Linked DNA regions of Mus musculus: region 1 is linked to region 2. The links are chromatin loops, found by intact Hi-C in ENCODE. Cell type or tissue: heart. All regions are shown on one strand. Links, peaks and the distances in the headings refer to the core of each region. The heading gives the core; the rest is flanking DNA. Region 1 has its middle 24 kb from the start of Gm34916. Region 2 holds the start of Thbs2 (thrombospondin 2).

Evidence for each region. Peaks named below come from ENCODE experiments on the same cell type or tissue, not always from the same donor. Only the 100,000 strongest peaks of a DNase experiment are listed, where the experiment ranks them.
Region 1: a loop joins it to region 2, with 2.4 times the contacts of the local background. A loop is called at or near these places in 2 of 42 quality-filtered maps.

Annotation. Positions count from the first base shown.
Region 1 is chr17:14,541,867-14,550,836 of GRCm38, reverse strand. No RefSeq gene overlaps it. Among named protein-coding and RNA genes, the nearest start is that of Gm34916, 24 kb to the right of the region's middle. In heart, for the core only: a CTCF peak has its summit at 4,924 (motif pointing left); a DNase peak (open chromatin) is centred at 4,836.
Region 2 is chr17:14,690,158-14,699,127 of GRCm38, reverse strand. Thbs2 (thrombospondin 2) reads left to right here and starts at 4,866. Exons shown (of 22, transcript NM_011581.3): 1 at 4,866-5,158; 2 at 7,617-7,765; 3 at 8,845-8,970. The coding sequence starts at 7,714. In heart, for the core only: CTCF peaks have their summits at 721 and 5,122; DNase peaks (open chromatin) are centred at 4,927 and 6,997; H3K4me3 peaks cover 804 bases; H3K27ac peaks cover 301 bases; H3K27me3 peaks cover 958 bases.

The sequences.
Region 1 (8,970 bases), core at 648-8,647, 150 kb after region 2:
ATTTCAGCCTGTGGGTTTTTTTTTTATCTCCAAGTTTTGTTTTGTTTTGTTTTGTTTATAATAAAGTTAATGTAGAAAAATATTCCATAAATTCAGTTAGATACCTATCTAGACCAAATACAGATTTTTTTGAAAGGATAAGAAGACCACACATTGCATGATTCCTTTAGTATGAAATGTCTAGACTCTGCCAGCTCATAGAGTCTCCAGTAAATGGTGGCTGCCAAGGGTTGGATGGGGTGGAAGGGATGTGGCTGGCAAAATGGACAGACTGTTCGTAGGTATGGGTTTGTTTTAGAACAAAATGTTCTAAAATTATCCTGCAGTTGCATAACACAGACTGTACTAAAAACCACTGGCTTGTATGGTATATGAATTATATTGAAATAAAACTACCAAAATATTAATTTCCCCTAAAATATAATGGCAGCTGTAATTTTAGAATTTTTTATATATCCTGGAAATTCTTTAGTGAACTCTGGTAAGAAAGTCTATGTATCACAGCTCCATAGAAATGTGAATTTATATAATTTGTGTGAATCTTCTGAATTTGCTTTCAGTTTTTACCAAGTCTTTAAAAGTTATAAATCCTGGTTCCTCAAACTACCGAAAGCTGTGTGTGAGACGCTGCTCAAGCGCAGGCACCTGAGCCTGACTCCTCAGAGCCCACATCACATCTGCATGGGACAACACCGGGCTGGGTCAGAGATGAGTGGGGCCCTATAGCTTACTGACTAGCTAATCTAGTCAAATCATAAAACTCAGGTCAATGAAGAGACCCTGTCTCAAAGAACAAGGTGGAGAGCAATAGAGATGTAGATCTCTGGCCTGCACATTCACAACACACACACATACATACTCATAATATACTCATATACATATACATACTCACACATAATTATATATACACACATACATACATACACACACTCATATACATGTACATTTATATACATACACACACCCACAAACACACACAACATACACATAGTCACACACACACATATACAAACACACACACTCACACAACACACAAACACAAGTAGCTCTATAGATTACTTTGAATTCGGGTGACATGATATTCCCTGCTTTGCTTATGTCGTCCTGGCTTTTCTTCCCTGGTGTGTGTTCATCTGACTATGAATACAGGCTTCTTTGTGCTGCTCTGTGGTGACTATCCTACTGGAAGAAGAAGCACTGAATCTATAATTGTTTTGAGTAGCAGAGACATTTGAGTATCATTGATTCTTCCCATTAGTGAACATAGAACGCTTTCTGCAGTGTGTGTGTGTGTGTGTGTGTGTGTGTGTGTGTGTGTGTGCTTCACATTCTTTAATCAGTGTTTAAAGTTTTAATTATAGAGAATTTTTACCTCTTGGTTTAGACTTCTTCCTGGGTGGGGCTTTCTGAATCTATTCTAAGTGGGATTCTTCTCTGGTTCCTTTTCTCGGATAGGTCAATATCAACAGAGAGAGAAGATTTTTTTTTTTTTGCAATTGTGTGTGTGTGTGTGTGTGTGTGTGTAAGTGTGGCTATGTGCACATGAATACAAATTCCTGAAAAGGCCTGAAGGCACCAGATTCCCCGGACCTGGAGTTACAGCTGCTGCCTGAGTGCTGGGAACTTAGCTCCTGTCCTTTGTAGTCGTACTGCGTCTTAACTGCTGAGCTAACTCCAGTCCAGAGATAAAAGGCTTTTTGTATGCTGTCTTCATGCCCTAAGGCTTGAATTTATTTTTTAAGGAAGCTTTTGTTTGGTGATATAGCCACATATTATTTTTTAAACTGATGGTTTATGGTGGTGGCAGGAAGAGTATTGGGTTTCATTATGACATTTTCTTATGTGACATTATACGTGTTCAGTTTAACCCCTCCCTCTCCTTGTCCTCCTAGTCCCCTTTGCTAGTCTACTTTTTCCCCACAAGTATTCCTTCCTTTTGCCTTCATGCTGCATACATCCCATTATGCCTCTTTTTTTTTTTGTTTCTAACACATGTTTTGGAGTTTTAATCTTCTTATCTGAGATTCCATGACTGGAGCTAGGAGCCATTGCGTTAGGTGAAGTGCCATGCCCAGGCAGGTGAGTCCTGATCCGACTCATATGTGGTGTCTACAGAAGTTGCTTTGATGGGATTTGGGATTCAAGTAGAGTGGTGGTTACAGGGCCTAGGGAGAACGTCAGAAAGAGCTTCAAGGAACTATGGGAAATGAGAGGACAGCTGTGGAGCATAAGTGGGGGTGAGTCTGGTCACAGGGCCAGGGCACAAATAAGTTAGGGTGTGCCATGGAGTAGTGAGTGCTAAAAAGCTCCAAGAAGGCACTGTTAATGCTCTCAGTAAATACACACAGAGGGAGGAGAGGGGGAGGGAGAGGAGGGGAGGGAGAGGGGGAGGGAGAGGGAGAGAGAGAGGAGGGGAGGGAGAGGGAGAAAAGAATTTGAGAAGACAGAGTACCTATTATATTTGGAGCATTACACAGTATGGACAGGTCTGAAGACACAGTGTCCTATTACCTAAAGAGAAAGCATTTCCTAGAGAACACGATGCTGTCCAGCTGGACTCCTAGACTTGCCCCAGGGTGAGATGGGGAGAAAGTGGCACTTTTTATCCTTTTAAAGTTACAACATCATTGCCCCATAAAACTGGCGAGTGTTTCTGAGAATCAGACTTATACCCAGCAACACTATCTATCGTAATTGAAAAGAAAAGCCTTCCATAATAAAAACAAGCAAAAGGGATTTATAACAACTAAGCCAGCTTTACAAAGGACACTTTACACTGAAAAGGATGAATATGCCCAAGAGGCCACAGAAGAAAGTTAACGCCAGGATAAATCTGCTAAAGGAGTCTAGAGAAAACCACCACAAAGCAACAGCACGACAGAAATTAATGCACATCTCTTAATAACAACTTTGAATATTAATAGTCTCCATTTCCCTCTTAAAAGAAATCACAAGCTTGGATTAAAAATCAGGATCCATCTTTATGCTGCCCATGAGAAACACACCTCACTAGCAAAGACACAGACTTGGGTAAAGAATAGAGAGCTCTACCGCCAATAGACAAGACTAGGAAACAAGCCAGGGTCTCTGTGTTAACATCTGTTGAAATAGACTTCAGATCTAATCTAGTGAGGGAGATAAGGACGTTCATTTCATACTTACTAATGGGAAATCCATCACAAGATTTTATAGTTTAAGACACATACACACCCAGTGGAAAAGCTTCCAGCTTGTCAGAACAAATGCTAAGTGTATAGTCACAGATTAACCCCAATAAAGTAATTGTGAGTGACCTCAACTCCCTACTCTCAATAAGTCATCTGGACAAAACAAAAAGAGTTAAATGGCATTATAAAACATACAGACATCCCTGTGGTGCTTTCTGAGAAATGGATTACGTGCTAGGACATAAAATTTGAAAGCACTTTCTGCATTCTATCTGATCACAGCAAAATAAAAAGGCTGGGTAGCCACAGCAAGGGAGACTACTGGAAGCACACAAATACATGGAAGCTAACCACTGTGGATGACAGCCAGGCCACGAAGAAATCAAGGAGGAAGCAGAAAGGTTCCTAGAATAGAATGAAAGTGAAAACTCAGCATTCCAAAAATTATGTGTCAATAAAAGAAGTCCTGAGAGGAAAGGACTGGCAAACCCTTAGCTATTAACCAAATGAAAAAGATAGGATCCAAACCAAGAAAATTAGAGATGAAAAGAGAAATATAGGGCATGCCATGGAAAATCTGAAATGAACAGACAGTTTTCTAGATTCATATGACCTATGAAAGTTAAAGTACAAAGAAATAAATGATCCAAACAGACCAACATGATTGAAGCAGCAGCAGAAATTAATAATAATAATAATAATAATAATAATAATAATAATAAATATGTCTCCCAACTAAAAAGAACCCAGTGTATTCATCAGCGAATTCTAGCAGATCTTTGAAGAATGACAAATACCAACAAAATAGAAAGGGAAAGAATGCTGCCAAACTCTTTGGAGGAGATCATGATTCCCTAATGTCAAAACCAAACACACACACACACACACACACACACACACACGCACACACACACACACACACACACACACGATTCTAAAGATGAAACAGAAAATTGCCTTAAAGCTTATAAACACGTGCATCAACGTGGCAAGACAAAAATTAATGCAAACACAAATACAGTAACCTTTCTATATATCAATAACAAGCATACTGAAAAACGGAAATAGAGAAGGGGCAGCTTGTACCTACTAGCTCCAGGACCAGTTGTCACTCAAGAACTTTTAAAGACTGTAGATCTTCCAGAGTCAGGAAAGGTTGGATATTGGGAAAATAAAGATCTTGCATGATAGTGAAGTGTACAGCCACAGAAAGCAGACTCTGAGGATGACACACACCTTGATCATTGCCAAGCACAGTAAATGCTGGCTGAGCCGGGCACGAGGGAGCTCAGGCTGTCTTCATAACAAGGAACTGAATGGGTATCTGGGTAGGAGCCAAATTTTCTAGAGCTCTCCAGCAGAGCTGGGGCCATCTGCTTGTCCCCACCCATTGAAACCCGCGTGATTATGTTTGTTTGCATATTTTCCTTCTTAGCCATTCAAGTCGTGGACCAGTAAAGGTTCTAATCAATTCTGGGAAATGTGGAACAATGGCCAGGACAGTCAGAATTCATTACGCAGAAGCCCAGAAGGGAACTCTGAGGTTAGGGTGAGGATCGGCCAGTGTCCCCGTTTCTTCATTTCTCCTAGTGAGTCACAGCTGAGTTATGAACCTGCTTCATCTCGTGCGACAACCATACCGAATACAGAAGTTCCTCACCCACGCTGGGTGGAGGGGTTGGCTCCGAGGTGATTAGTGACCTCACCTAAAACGGATCTGTGGGGTTTCGTATGAGGCCCTCTGGCGCCACCAAGTGGCCAGCCTAGCAGTCCCTCTGGTCACTCTTGCATAATTTGCTGCAGAGTCCCAGTTCCTGATTCCTGATTCTGGATTAAAATGTGAGTTTTGTCATTGCCGGTTCGTTAGATATGCTCATTATCCTCTGCAATCCATCTTTAGGTATACGAATTTCTGGGTGTTAAAATTTTTTTTTTTTTTTTTTTGCAGACAGCACACACTGCTCCAGCAAGCACACAGGCTCTTAGCATTTGGCTGAGCCCCTGAGAATCAATCTATCCTGTCATTGTGCCAACATTCTCCAGTGGGAAAATGTGTGTATCACCTATGGGATCAGGATTCTTTCACATGTGATAATGGAATGGCAATTCACCATAGTTCTGTGTTTGTGGACTGTATGCATGTGCATTCCACAGCACACTTTTGAAAATCAGAGTCCATCTTTGACTTCCACCTTATCTGAGACAGTATCTCTTCTTGTTTGCCATTAATTCCAGCCAACCAGCTCCCTTGTAAGTTTCCAGGAATTCTCCTGTCTCCACCGTAATCTGGTCTAAGAGCATGAGAATTATGGATGTGTGCTACTATACCAGGCTTTACATGAGTTCTGGGCATGAGCATTTAAATTCCAGTTCTCGGGGTCATGTAGAAAGCACTATATCGCCTGAGCCACCTCCACAGCTCTATAAAGTGTTGTCAATGGCTTCTTCTCTGCTTTTATTTCCTGACTATAATGAGGGTTGCAGGCAGGGATCTCCAGTGCACAAGCCAAGGGCTCTTGCACTGAGCTACAGCCCTAGGCACAGTTTTATTTTAATTGAGTTGTAACAACACTCATAGAGAGGCAAGAAGGTAAAGGGTAGAAATCTTCAGAAACCCACTTCACTATCCAGTGATGCAGGATTTGCAGATTGTCCTTGTCCGGTATTCAGCTTTGCACTCTCCCAGCTGCATCTTCTGTGATGCAAAGTCTCTGGCTTTATTAAACTCAAATTTATTATTTTCATCTTTCATGAATCATAAGTTTCCTGCTGAATCTGGTAACATACCTCATTCTGTCTACACAGCTGTGATTCACGTTTTTAGTAGAAGGCTTAAAGTTTCTCATTTCACAGGCAGGTCTATAACATATGGATTAATCGTTGCATATGGTGCATGGTATAGACTTGTTTTTTATTTTTTTGGCATATGAATATGCACTTGCTCCAGCATCATTGTCTGAAAATACTTTTTCTTTACTATAATGACTATGCACCTTTGGTAAAAATCACTTTTCTGTACCTAGATGTGATTCTGTGTTTGGAATACTACCATTTCCTATTGATTTGCCTATTGCTATGGCAACACCACACTGCATCAATCATCAGGAGAACATCACAGTGTATTTGTCTCCATGACAACACCATATGGTTCCTGTCACAGTGACAACACCACACTGTATCATCGTGTAGCTTTGCATTAAAATCTGGTCTTGTGAGGTCTATAATTTTACTGGTTAAATTCCTCGTTTCAAGACATTATTTTCCTCACTCTACAGTCCCTCTCAGAATTGTTGTGGATTCCATATGTTTTTTACTTTTTGGTCTGAATTTCAGATTCAGTTTGTTGGTGTCTGAGGAGAGTTGCTGGAATTTGGCTAAGGACACCTTCCCTTCACAGAGTTTGAGACGATAAAACCCTGCCATCTTTAAAACACTGTGTCTTTAGAGTCAGGCATTTTTTTCCTTATCAGTATTTGATGGTTTTTATTTAGGAATCTTGCGTACTTCACATTATACATGTGCCTTAGCTCTTCAAATATTTTGAAGTGCTAGTACATTTTTAAAAATTTTTTAAATTTTGATGTTCACTATTAAGTATGGGACTATTTTGATTTGTGTATGTTTTTTTTAACATATATGCACAAATATTTGCAATCTTACAGATTTGAGATGTTTCTAACTTTCCAATTTAAGTGTTTAACATTCTAAAATTTCCCCTAAACACTCAATTTCTATTTAGCTAAAATATTTTTAATTTATCAAATATTTTAAAATTACTTTTGTAGTCCCTGGGCTATTTTAAAACTACGGTTTAAATAACACCTATTTATATGTTCTCCAAATATGTAGATTTTTTATTTTCAGTTAATTCCATTATGCCAGAAACGTACTTCATATGCTCCTTAGTATTTTGCCTCTCTTTAGGATTACTTAAACACAGAATAAACATCACCTATATAATAAATAGTCACTATACTTGTGACTATTTCAATTTGGAAAAAAATCTATTCTGCAGCTGTTAGGTGGAGTCTTCTACAAATGCCAGTAATAACTGACTAGTGCTGGCTACAGGAAAAATAAGCAGTGATAAATGGTCTTCTTATATGAGAATATTTTTCTAAAGAATATACAAAATAATACTCAAAATGTTAAGCATGAGACATTATCAAAATGTATCTCATATTGGGATAAAACATTTGCACAGAGAATATCTGACAAAGGGCCCCTGAGTTCAACAATCAAAGTAATAAAATATCAACACCAACACGGGAAGGTCTTTGACAGACACATTACATGGGCTGTAGATCACTGGCAGAGACTCAACTCCAGGCTTCGGGGAAAATCAGATAAAGGCCATAGATGGTCTTGTTGGGAACCTCACCAGTGATGGTATGGCCATACTAGGTGTTGATGAGGAGGGGTAGTGAAGTAGTTGTCTTCTCTTCACTGTGACCAAATACTTAGCAGAAAGCCATGTAAGAGAAGGGAAGAGTATCTGGGCCATGGTTTGAGCGGGCTCAATCCATCATAGCAGTGAAGAAAGGGTAGAGTTCGAGGCAGTGAGTGTGTGCAGCTGGGGCTTCAGAGCTGGGAAGAAGGGAACACACTCAGGTACCGCTGCTCCTCTTATAATCAGTTGTTGTTCGGCCAGGACCCCGGCTCATGGGAGGGAGGGTACTGCCTACATCCAGCATGGGTTTCCCTTCCTCAGTTAAACCTCTATGGAAACATCTCACAAACATGTCCCAAGGTGCATCTCCTGGGTGATGGATTCCAAATCCAGTCACGTTGACAATGAAGGTAGACCAGCCAAGATGGCAGCCTCTCTGTATGTCCATTTTTCAAATTTTTAGAATCCTATACATACACCTGGCATATCACTGAGTTGTTGCACTCCAAGAACCGATGTATTTGAAATGTAAGTTTGTGGATGTAAATGAAAATACCACTATTTACTAATAATATCCTTAAACTATAAAAACCCTCCTCAGTAGGCAAATGAGTCATGCCTTATTTTATATCATAAAACAATAGATTACTTCCAGTCAAGGACAGAGAAATCCACTAACCCTGCAATATACTAGATGTAAAACTGTCCTATGATATAACTAAAGCAAAAGAAAACTAAAGAAGAACACAGTCTCTATAAAACACAGGCTCTATAAAATGGTCAAACATGACAGACACGTGGACGCTGAACAACGCACTACTCAAACTTGGCTATGGAAGAAATAAATAAAGAAATTAAAGACTTTCTAGGATTTAATGAAAATGAAGGTGCAACATACCCAAACTTATGGGACACAATGAAAGCAGTGCTAAGAGGATAACTCGGCTCTGAGTGCCTCCAAAAAGAAACTGGAGAGAGAATACATTAACAGCTTGACAGCACACCTGAAATCTCTAGAACAAAAAGAAGCAAATACACCCAAGAGGAGTAGAAAGCAGGAAATAATCAAACTCAGGGCTGAAAACAACCAAGTAGAAACAAAAAGAACTATACCAAAAAAAAAAAAATCAACAAAAGCAGGAGCTGGTTCTTGGAGAAAATCAACAAGTCAGATAAACCTCTAACTAGACTAACCAGAGGGCACAGAGACAGCATTCAAATTAACAATATCAGAAATGAAAAGGGAGAGATAACAACAGAAACTGAGGAAATTTTTTAAAATCATCAGATCCTACTACAAAAGCCTATACTCAACACAACTGAAAAATCTGCATGAAATGGACAATTTTCTAGACAGATACCAAATACCAAAGTTAAATCAGGATCAGATAAACCATCTAAACAGTCCCAGAA
Region 2 (8,970 bases), core at 494-8,493:
AATAGAAGGAGGAGCCCAGCCCACAAAAGCCTCAACATACAAATATTCTGTCCCTTCTCACTATGGCACTCAATCTCTGCACCCAGGCTTCATAAGTGCCCCCTGCACCAGTGGGTAAGTGGGTGAGGGGCCCTCAGGCCACACTCTGGATATCTACATACCCTTCCAGAGTCCTATCACCACTGGTCAAACATAATCCTACCACTCCAAGTCTATTTGACCTTACTCTCATTTGCTCTGTCGATTCAGAGTGGCTCTCCAGAAACGTGACCATGAGCACAAAGGCCAGGAAACTAGGACCCGGATTCTCAATTTTGAACTTCTGTTCCTTCTGCCCACAGCAGCTGCAGCCTCTTCTTAGATTCTGGTTATTAGATCCTGGGCAACACTGGTTGTGTGGAAGAAATCTCCTCCCAAGTGAAGGCCTCCAAGACCTCCAAGACTGCTGAGCTGGGCTGTCCAACTCCTTTAAGTACTGTGAACCTTAGGTATAAAGGAGACTAATTTATCCATCCCTTACAAGTATGTTCCTGTGCCACACGGACATTCAGCTCAGAATTGAACTCAGCTGATCACTCGTTAGGCCTGTCTCTTGTTCTGCACAGTCTCGGGATCTGGAGGGGTGTATGCCCATCTGATCCATTATCCTGTCCACACTATCCCCACTGCTTTCAAGAGATGAACTTGAACTTTCCCTTCTGTGGATCACAGTCCAGCCACACGTGGGCGTCTGATGCCTATGTTCTGAAAGCATTGATCTGACAGAATGTGTTGCCTGTGGAGATCACACTGACCTCCAGCTCTGGGGCAGAGTTTATATGATTAGAACAGCTCATCCTCTCAGGACCTCTTGCTTCATCACCAACGCCCCCTATCTGACTTGCATTGGTATAATAAGCTTTTATCCTGCTTTTAGGAAGTGTTTCCAGCAGGATTGTGTGGGGTGCTCTAGTCTCTCCTCCAACTTCTCCACACTCACTACCCTGTTCTCTTCCCTCCTCCCCCTGCCATTAGGCCAGCATCACTGGCTACCCTGGTTTTCCGTCTGAGCTGAACTAAGATGCAGTAGATCAGTAGGACTTGTCCTCTGTGGGACATAATGGGAATTCCCATTATGCTGCTTGCATAGTATTATAGGGTAGTTTTTAAATGATATCTGTAGTACTGAGCTTGAGGCACGGTATCTATGAGGCTGTATGTTCCTCATGACAGGTTTCTGTCCAGCAGTGTTTCTGCCAAGTGAGATGTCTGTTAAGCAGTGTGTCTGACAGGTGAGGGTTAAAGGAAAAAAATTGTCCCACAGTTCTGGGGGCCAAAAGTCTGAATTCATGACGCGAATAGACCAGGCTCTAGTGCCTGGGGACCATTCCTGTCTCCTATGTCCTTAGTGTTCCTAGAAGTCCTTGATGATACTCAAACTGAATAAACGCTACTCTAGGATCCACCTGCTTTATTGTATGTATTCTGGTTACAGTCAGCTGGCTGAGTCCCTGAGCTAAACACAGAGGAAAGTTATGAGTAGTGGACTTGCTTGTTCAGTGCTGGCAGACCCGGGCTCACGAATACCAAAGAGTGTGAGCATCAATGACAGCAGACTTTACAGTCTGAGGTTTATAGTTTTGAGACCCAGAAGCTCATGTGTCTGGTGCTAGGGTGGGAGACATGTAGCTCTGCAGACTCAGGCTGAAGTCTTACTGCCTTGGGCTTCAGTTGTCAGAATCCTGGCACTGGTAAACTGGAGTTATCTTTGGTTCTTGGCAGCTGCTATAGAAGAATCCGTCTGAACCACCTAATATTGCGGCTCTCAAGCCTTCTCAGTCATGCATGATCTATGGCTCCTAATGGCCATAAGTGTCGCAGTTTTTGAGCCTTGCATGTCAGGACCCTTGGCAGCTCTCCGGAACACTCCCAGGAACGAGGCTCCATGTTCTCTTACAATCTTGTTTATATTCACTCTTCTGACACTCTCTGGAACTCTCTGAGTTTCCTTCTTGCTGCTATGTGTCCCATCGTTGGTTCTGATGCCACTGTTGCTACTTCTCTTTGACCTCTTCTTTGTGTTCCCAGTACAGGCTGCTCTGTTTTTGACAAAGTCAAGAGACAAAGACAAGATCACTTAGAAGGAGACTTTCATTGAGCCTAGTTCTTCAGTACGAAGAGCAGCATGGAAGTGTGCCTTCCAGTTCACTTGAAAAGTGAACTGTTTATGTAACCAGAAAGGAATGTGAGTGACAAGGGCATTTTAATCAGTCATGATCAACTTTTTTTGAAAGTGAAACATGGCATTATACCGACCCCAGCCCTTCTGTTGGGTCACCAGGGGAAGTGCTTTCCTCTGACCTGGATGAATATAATAACTACAGAGTTATCTAGTGTTTACTACTGTGGGCTTTCCAGAGTGGTCATTGCTGAAGCATGTCTTCAGCCATGTCCTGACCTTCTGAGAGTGCTGAAGGATCCTTAGAATTACTGTAAAGTGTACAAAGCCACCAACTCCGCTATGTAGACAGTATGGCTGGTTGCCAGAAAATGGTTGGCTTGGCTGACAGTTCTTTGCCCAGAGCTGCCAGACAGTCAATGGCCACAGAAAGCATCAGTAGTGTGTCCTCAGAATAGACCTAATGAGGGCTCGGCACAGAGCTGACCGCACTGCAGCATTCAACCGTGCTTTCCAGTCTTGCACTCCCACAGCGGCCCAGCCAGGGATGGCCAAGTACCTCTGATCACTATCACTCCTGTCATTGGGTTGACACTCTTCTATTCTAATGAGGGCAGAAGCAGTTGGTGGGAACAGACTTCCTTTGACACGACTTCATCTTAGTGTTCTCCTATATGAAGACTCTGGTCCAGCAAATTAACATCCACAGAGTCCCATAGACACACTCCCTCAGACCTTCCTCTCTCTACCCCTCTCTGTGTCTTGTGCCTTCCTCACATGTTACTTGGATAACCCCAGCTTCTCTATTATCTTTTTACTGGCCCCATTGCTACATCATACCCCTTCCAAGGGCACTGAGTAAGGTGGCTTGGAGAGTCAGTCCCCTTTATGCTATAGAATGGACATGAGGGTCAATGACACCAGCTCCATGATTTCCCTCCTGGGATAGTCCTGTGGTCATGGCTGGACTTACCCATAGCTCTCAGCAGCCACTACCTTAGGAGCCCATTTCAACACTGACCCTACTATGCGTATGTCCCTGCCTGGTGTGTTCCTGGACTTCCCAAGACTCATTGCATATCATGTACTGTCAGCTCTTCCATCAAACTCTCTTGATTTGTCTGTGTGTCTGTGTGTGTGTGTGTGTGTGTGTGTGTGTGTGATATTTCAGAGGTGAAGTCTTTCTACACTTTACTAGCAGCAGGGAGCCCTACAGGCTGCAGAGTATGCCCATCCTGTACCCTATGCCCTCTGCTCTACCCTGGAATCTCTGCCATAAAGGGTCCCACTGTAAGTAGCAGAGGGGCGGCTAGGCACTGAAAACTCTTCAGGGAGCCTGGTCACGTCTCCCTTCAGGCTTTGAATCCAAATATAAATTTGAGTCTAATTATTTTAGTTAAAAATGAAGGTTTTTGCCATTAATTTGGTGACTCAAAGCAATGCATCTTCCTTCAAAAAATGTACTGTTAGAGGCTAATCTTTTGTTTTTGTAAATTAGAAAATAATACTTATTTTAAAATTGTATTATATTTGGCTGATCTGCGTATGGAGGTACGTGTATGTGTTTGGGTATATGTGCACTTGTGTCACAGCATGTGAATCAGAGGACAATTTTACAGGTGAGTTTTCCCCTTCCACCATGTAGGTTCAAAGGTTCCTTCACCTCAACAGAAACACAAGGATTGGAGATCAGCGGGGGGGGGGGGGGGGGGGTTGTGCCTTGTCCTGGTGTCTTCCCTGTCCACTTTGGTTCCAATCTAAGAGGATCCAACACAATGGCAGGGTCCTTCAGTTAAGTCTCCCACCTAGAACAGAAAGTGGCTAAGTACTTTCTCTATTTAATTTATCTTTCCTTTTCTTGAAGTAAGCCCTGACTTATTTATTATCAGGTGTCAACCAGATAAATGTCCAGAAAGCTTTGAGTGTCGTCTATGAAGAATGAAGCCCAAGAGGAGGTTGTGGGAGATGCCACAAATCTACCATCTTCTTTGGGCTCTGGTGCATCACCGCCTGACCAAGTCTTTCCTGTTGACTGCTTTCCTTGTGTGATGAGCCCCATCCCATCCAGCTACCATGCACCCTGGCACTGGCTTTAACCCCCATGGACTTAGGTCTGGCCCTCTGATTCTCACTGAGTTTCTAAGCTGCCCCCACCCTATCTTGATAACCACGAGGACTGCCTCTCACTGCAGGATTCCCACACTTGGCAAAGTTGTCCCAACAAGACTGGGGTGAGGACTGGGCTTTTTCAGGGAGCCAGGGTCACAGAGAATTGCAGGTCTCGACTGAGCAGATGAAGTGAGTTCAAATTAAAATCTTTTCTCCTGAGAAGCGGGTCAGAGATACAATGGGTGGGCTCTCTTTTGTGGTAAATTCATTAAAAAAAATTAATTCTTTGACTATAATAACTTCCCGGCAGTGTGGTAAACTTACTGTCTGTCCTGTAGTTTTGACTGTTACTCACTTGTTTTAGAAAGGCCAGTATCACACTGGGTAATTCGAAACACATTTAAAGCATAGAATTGGCATTTTTTTTTCTCCTCAGCAAAATGGGGAGTCCCAGCCAATCTTGCTGGTTTTATTTATAGCATTTTATTTCCTGAGAGAAGACAGGAAAAGTGAGTCCTGGCCTGCCCCTCTTGTCTGACTCCTCCCCGGGCCCCTGTCTGGAAAGCCTGGGTGGACCTGTAGGAGGGGCGTTAGCTCTGAGGGGCTGGATTTGGACTGGGTAACCAGGTACTCTGAGCAAATGGCGAGACCAGAGGACGAATTATGACACTCCTTCGAAAGAATGAATTAAACGTGCCTCCGCATGTGTCTGATTGACAGGCCTCCTGGGGAAAGGGCGTATAAAGGAGCCGGTCACTGCCGGGAGGCAGAGAGAGCCAGTCCGATGTCTGCAGCCTCCCTGGCCAGGCCTCTCCTCTCCTGCCGCAGCTAGTCCCCCTCAGGACAGACAGAGTACTGGCGTCGGTCACCATTCACTTGCAAACACACCAGGTACCTTTTTATTTCTAAGACATTTCACTGGCTGTGATCTTTCAGAAAAGGCTACGGTTTCCAGGGGTCTAAAGGGGAAGTCCAGCTGTGTCCTCTGACACTTAGCCCAGTGGCGTCCTCACCGTCCTTGCTCTGCAAACTTATTGACCTGCCAAGAACATTCACTGCTGTCTTTGTCCCCGGGGTGGCAGGGGTTGGGGATGTGGGGAGTGTCTTTCGTGGTCTCTCATAGCAGGAACCCTGTGAAGCAACAAGGGGCTTGTTGGCTTCATTCCAAGGATGCTGGGGTTCAGGGAGGGGGAACTGACATTTTCTACTTAAAAATAAGAAAGTTTCTCTACCAAAGTTTGCTATGGAAGAGAAAGCAGAGAAAGGAATGTCAAGAGATCTCTTGAAAATGTAAAAAATAACCAACGGGATTATAGGGATCTGATTCTAAACATTAGTAAGAGCTGAACAAGTGTTGCTGTCATTATAATTATAATGTACAGGGCGGGGAGAACCCTGAGGGGACTGTGTTTGGGTTGCAGCTTGGCTAATTTGCATACAAAAGAGCTGGTAGCCTGGGGCAGTCAAAAGAAAGTGATCTGGTGCTGAAGGAGGAGGGCGGGGAGGGGGGCAAAACAGTAGGAGTTGAAGATGTTTAGAGACACCCAGCAAACACACTTTCACTTCGATTGTTCCTGTGGGGTGAACTTGTGTAAGACCTATAAAAGTGATAATAGCCTGTTGCAGAAAACCTTTGAAAGTCTACTCATAACCTGCAGTGAGGACTTGTGGATGGGGAAGAGTCTGTGTGTGTGTGTGTGTGTGTGTGTGTGTGTGTGTGTGTGACCCATGGAGCTTGGATGCAATTGCATTGGCCCCAGGAGGCTTGATCCAGGACCAAATACTATTCACTTCTTGGTCCCTTTTCCATGTGGGGAAGGCAGCAAGATTAGATGGGATGCTGTTAATGACCGTTGATTACTTGTGACACTCTTGATTGAGCTTGGTTTTACCGAAACACAGTTTAATGGACTCTGTTTGTGTTTGTATGCCTGAGCTGTAAAATGTCATTTTAAGATGGAACTTGTCTTTGCAGAGACAGCATTTGTCCATAGAATAAGGAGAAAGTTGGGGATGGAGTTCAGGGGCAGCTGCCCTGTGGCAAACACCTGCACTAGGGACTCAGGGATAGGGCAAGCTGGAGTCTTCAGATGTGGACTCTGAAGATTCTCTAAAGTACCTGACAAGGTCTACTTTATACTTGAATCCTCAGAAAAATGTCACCTCAAGAACTGACATTGGGAGTCCTCCCAGCCACAGTTCCACATCCTGAGTGTTTGCTGTGCCTCAAAGAGCTCTGGAGATATTTATTTGCATAGGGTCTTTCTCTAGCATCTAGAGAAGTTGATACTTTAAGAGTCAGGTTTTTCAAGCCATGGACAAAGCAACTTAGTGGGAGGGTGAAAAGATTGCCCTCTTTCCACCTGGTTAGAAAAGCTGGTGTTAGCACTCAGGTGACATGGTGTATTTGGCTGCCTCCTGAAATGTACCTAGCGCTCAGTCCATAAGCACTGCTCATGGGGCAAGACCAAGTTCTTGCCCCATTGTCTCCCTCTGGGGAGAAAACTGTCCCTTGGTGGAGGGCATTGTTTCCAGCTTAGCAAAAATATTCTGGAGAGGGGAACTGCTGAGATGTCCTTCTCAATGAGAAGTTATCCCATTGTAGCCATCTTTACAGAGATGAGGGACTACAGTGCACGGATCAGTTTCCACGGAGCAGGGAATGACATGGAACAGAACCTGGCCTGTTGGAGGGGGAGCTGAGAGCTGAGCATGGGGAAGCAAGCCCTTAAGGAGTTAACAGAGGAGCAGAGGAACCAGGCTTCAGGCCAGGCCTCCGACTTCTGATCCAGGGTCTGCTGAGCCAACTTAGAATCCCTGCAAATGGAAACACAGGCCTGCAGGAGAACAGAAAAGTAGGCTAAAGCCCTCGCTGAGGGAAAGTTTCTGCTTGTCCTGAGAAAAATGCACCGAGTTTATTCCAAACTTCGAAATGTAGTTAGTATTGATTGCCTGTAATGAAGCTATGCATAACTGGTTTTCCTGGACATTTACAAAGAAGCCTTTCCAGAGTCTTATCAGCCAGGATATTTGCCTGGGTTCAGGTCTCCTGGACTTAAGTCTTGCAACTGAGCTATAGCAGAGTCCCCAGGGAAACAATGCTCTGGCATATCTTCCACTGGCTCCTCCAAAGAGCAGGCACACTCACACTCACAGGAACCCCGGGTTGTTATGGTGTTAGTACAGCAAGAGGCCTCAGGACCCCCTCACCTCCATGCCAGGGAGAAGTGGTGGGATAAATGCTAGTAGCAGTTGGAAGAATCTGGTTGGAAAGAAAGTATATTATCTAGAGTTTTGCTTCCCACAGTTATATTTGCTTTTGATTTTGTGTGAAATCTGTTTTTCAAAGGTCACGTGAAGAAACTTCCTGGTGACACTCAGGCTGTAGCTGTGCACTCTTCAACCACGAGGTTGGTTTTCTCCTAAGTGTCACAGGTGGAGACAAGATGCTCTGGGCACTGGCCCTGCTGGCTCTGGGCATAGGGCCAAGAGCTTCTGGTGAGTATGGATATATCTTCTTGTTTCTGTGTGCAATGGTGAATTAGCTGCAGACGAGAGACCAGCAAGTGGTTGTAGTCGTATTTTGCATATGAAGCTTTTTAAACATGCTTGTAAATAAATAAAAAAAAAATCAAAGATTTCTGAGTCTGTATAGCACAGAGAGATTGTCTTTTGGAAACTAGGAATTGAGACCAATGCACTGCATCTAGTAGTGAGATACTTACTTCACACAGCTTGTCCTTGGTATATTAGTATAATTTATAAAATAATTCATAAAACTTGGACCTCCATATTTAGTAACAATAGTCACAGAGTCTAATTATTTTAATTGTGTCACTGTCAATACCTTTATAAAAACGACAACATTTATGCCTCTATACACAGCAGTTTATTCTGTGTTTTCGGTTGTCAGTGCATGATGAGAAGCTGTGCTGTGTTTTATCATTCTAGTCTTATTTTGAATTGTTGTTTAGTTTTGATGAGATCTGATGATTTTCTCATTGGCAGCTGAATGGTGACTTCAAAGAGTTACTGATAGGGTGAGGTCCATTGTTGTCTCAAATACTGGTTCATAGTGCACAGTATTTACTATTTATTGGCAGTCTTTCTATAGAAATGAGAAGATGTTTGAGAAAGAATATCATCCTCAGAATGCAACATAGGACTTAGTGGATGGCGATAAAGTCAAAGGTCCCCCTTCCAGCCTCCCTCTTCCCCAGTCCCAAGATGGAGGGGAGGCTGTGCTTTGCCCAAATCTGGGACAAAGAACAGCAGGGCTCAGGGGCTGGAATTCAGGGCCTCCAGTGAGATGTTGTTTATGGATGAAGCCATGTTCTGGGTTCTGGGAAGGCCCAGAACACCTGCTGCACTGTAGTCCTGGAGAAAGCCAGCCTCCATGATAGTGGGTAGCCGGCTCAGGCTCAGCTAGGGTGGGAGAGAAAGACGCACAGAAAGTCTCTGAGCCTTGTCGCGGGGGAAGCCCTTGTGAGCTTATGGCTTATGGCTCTCCAGTCTGCATTCAGGAAAGCCTCAGCATCAGCCTGTGATAACTGTGACCCTGTGGTTCCCTTTGGCAGCTGGTGACCACGTCAAGGACACTTCATTTGACCTTTTCAGCATCAGCAACATTAACCGGAAGACCATCGGTGCCAAGCAGTTCCGAGGGCCTGACCCCGGGGTGCCCGCCTACCGTTTTGTACGGT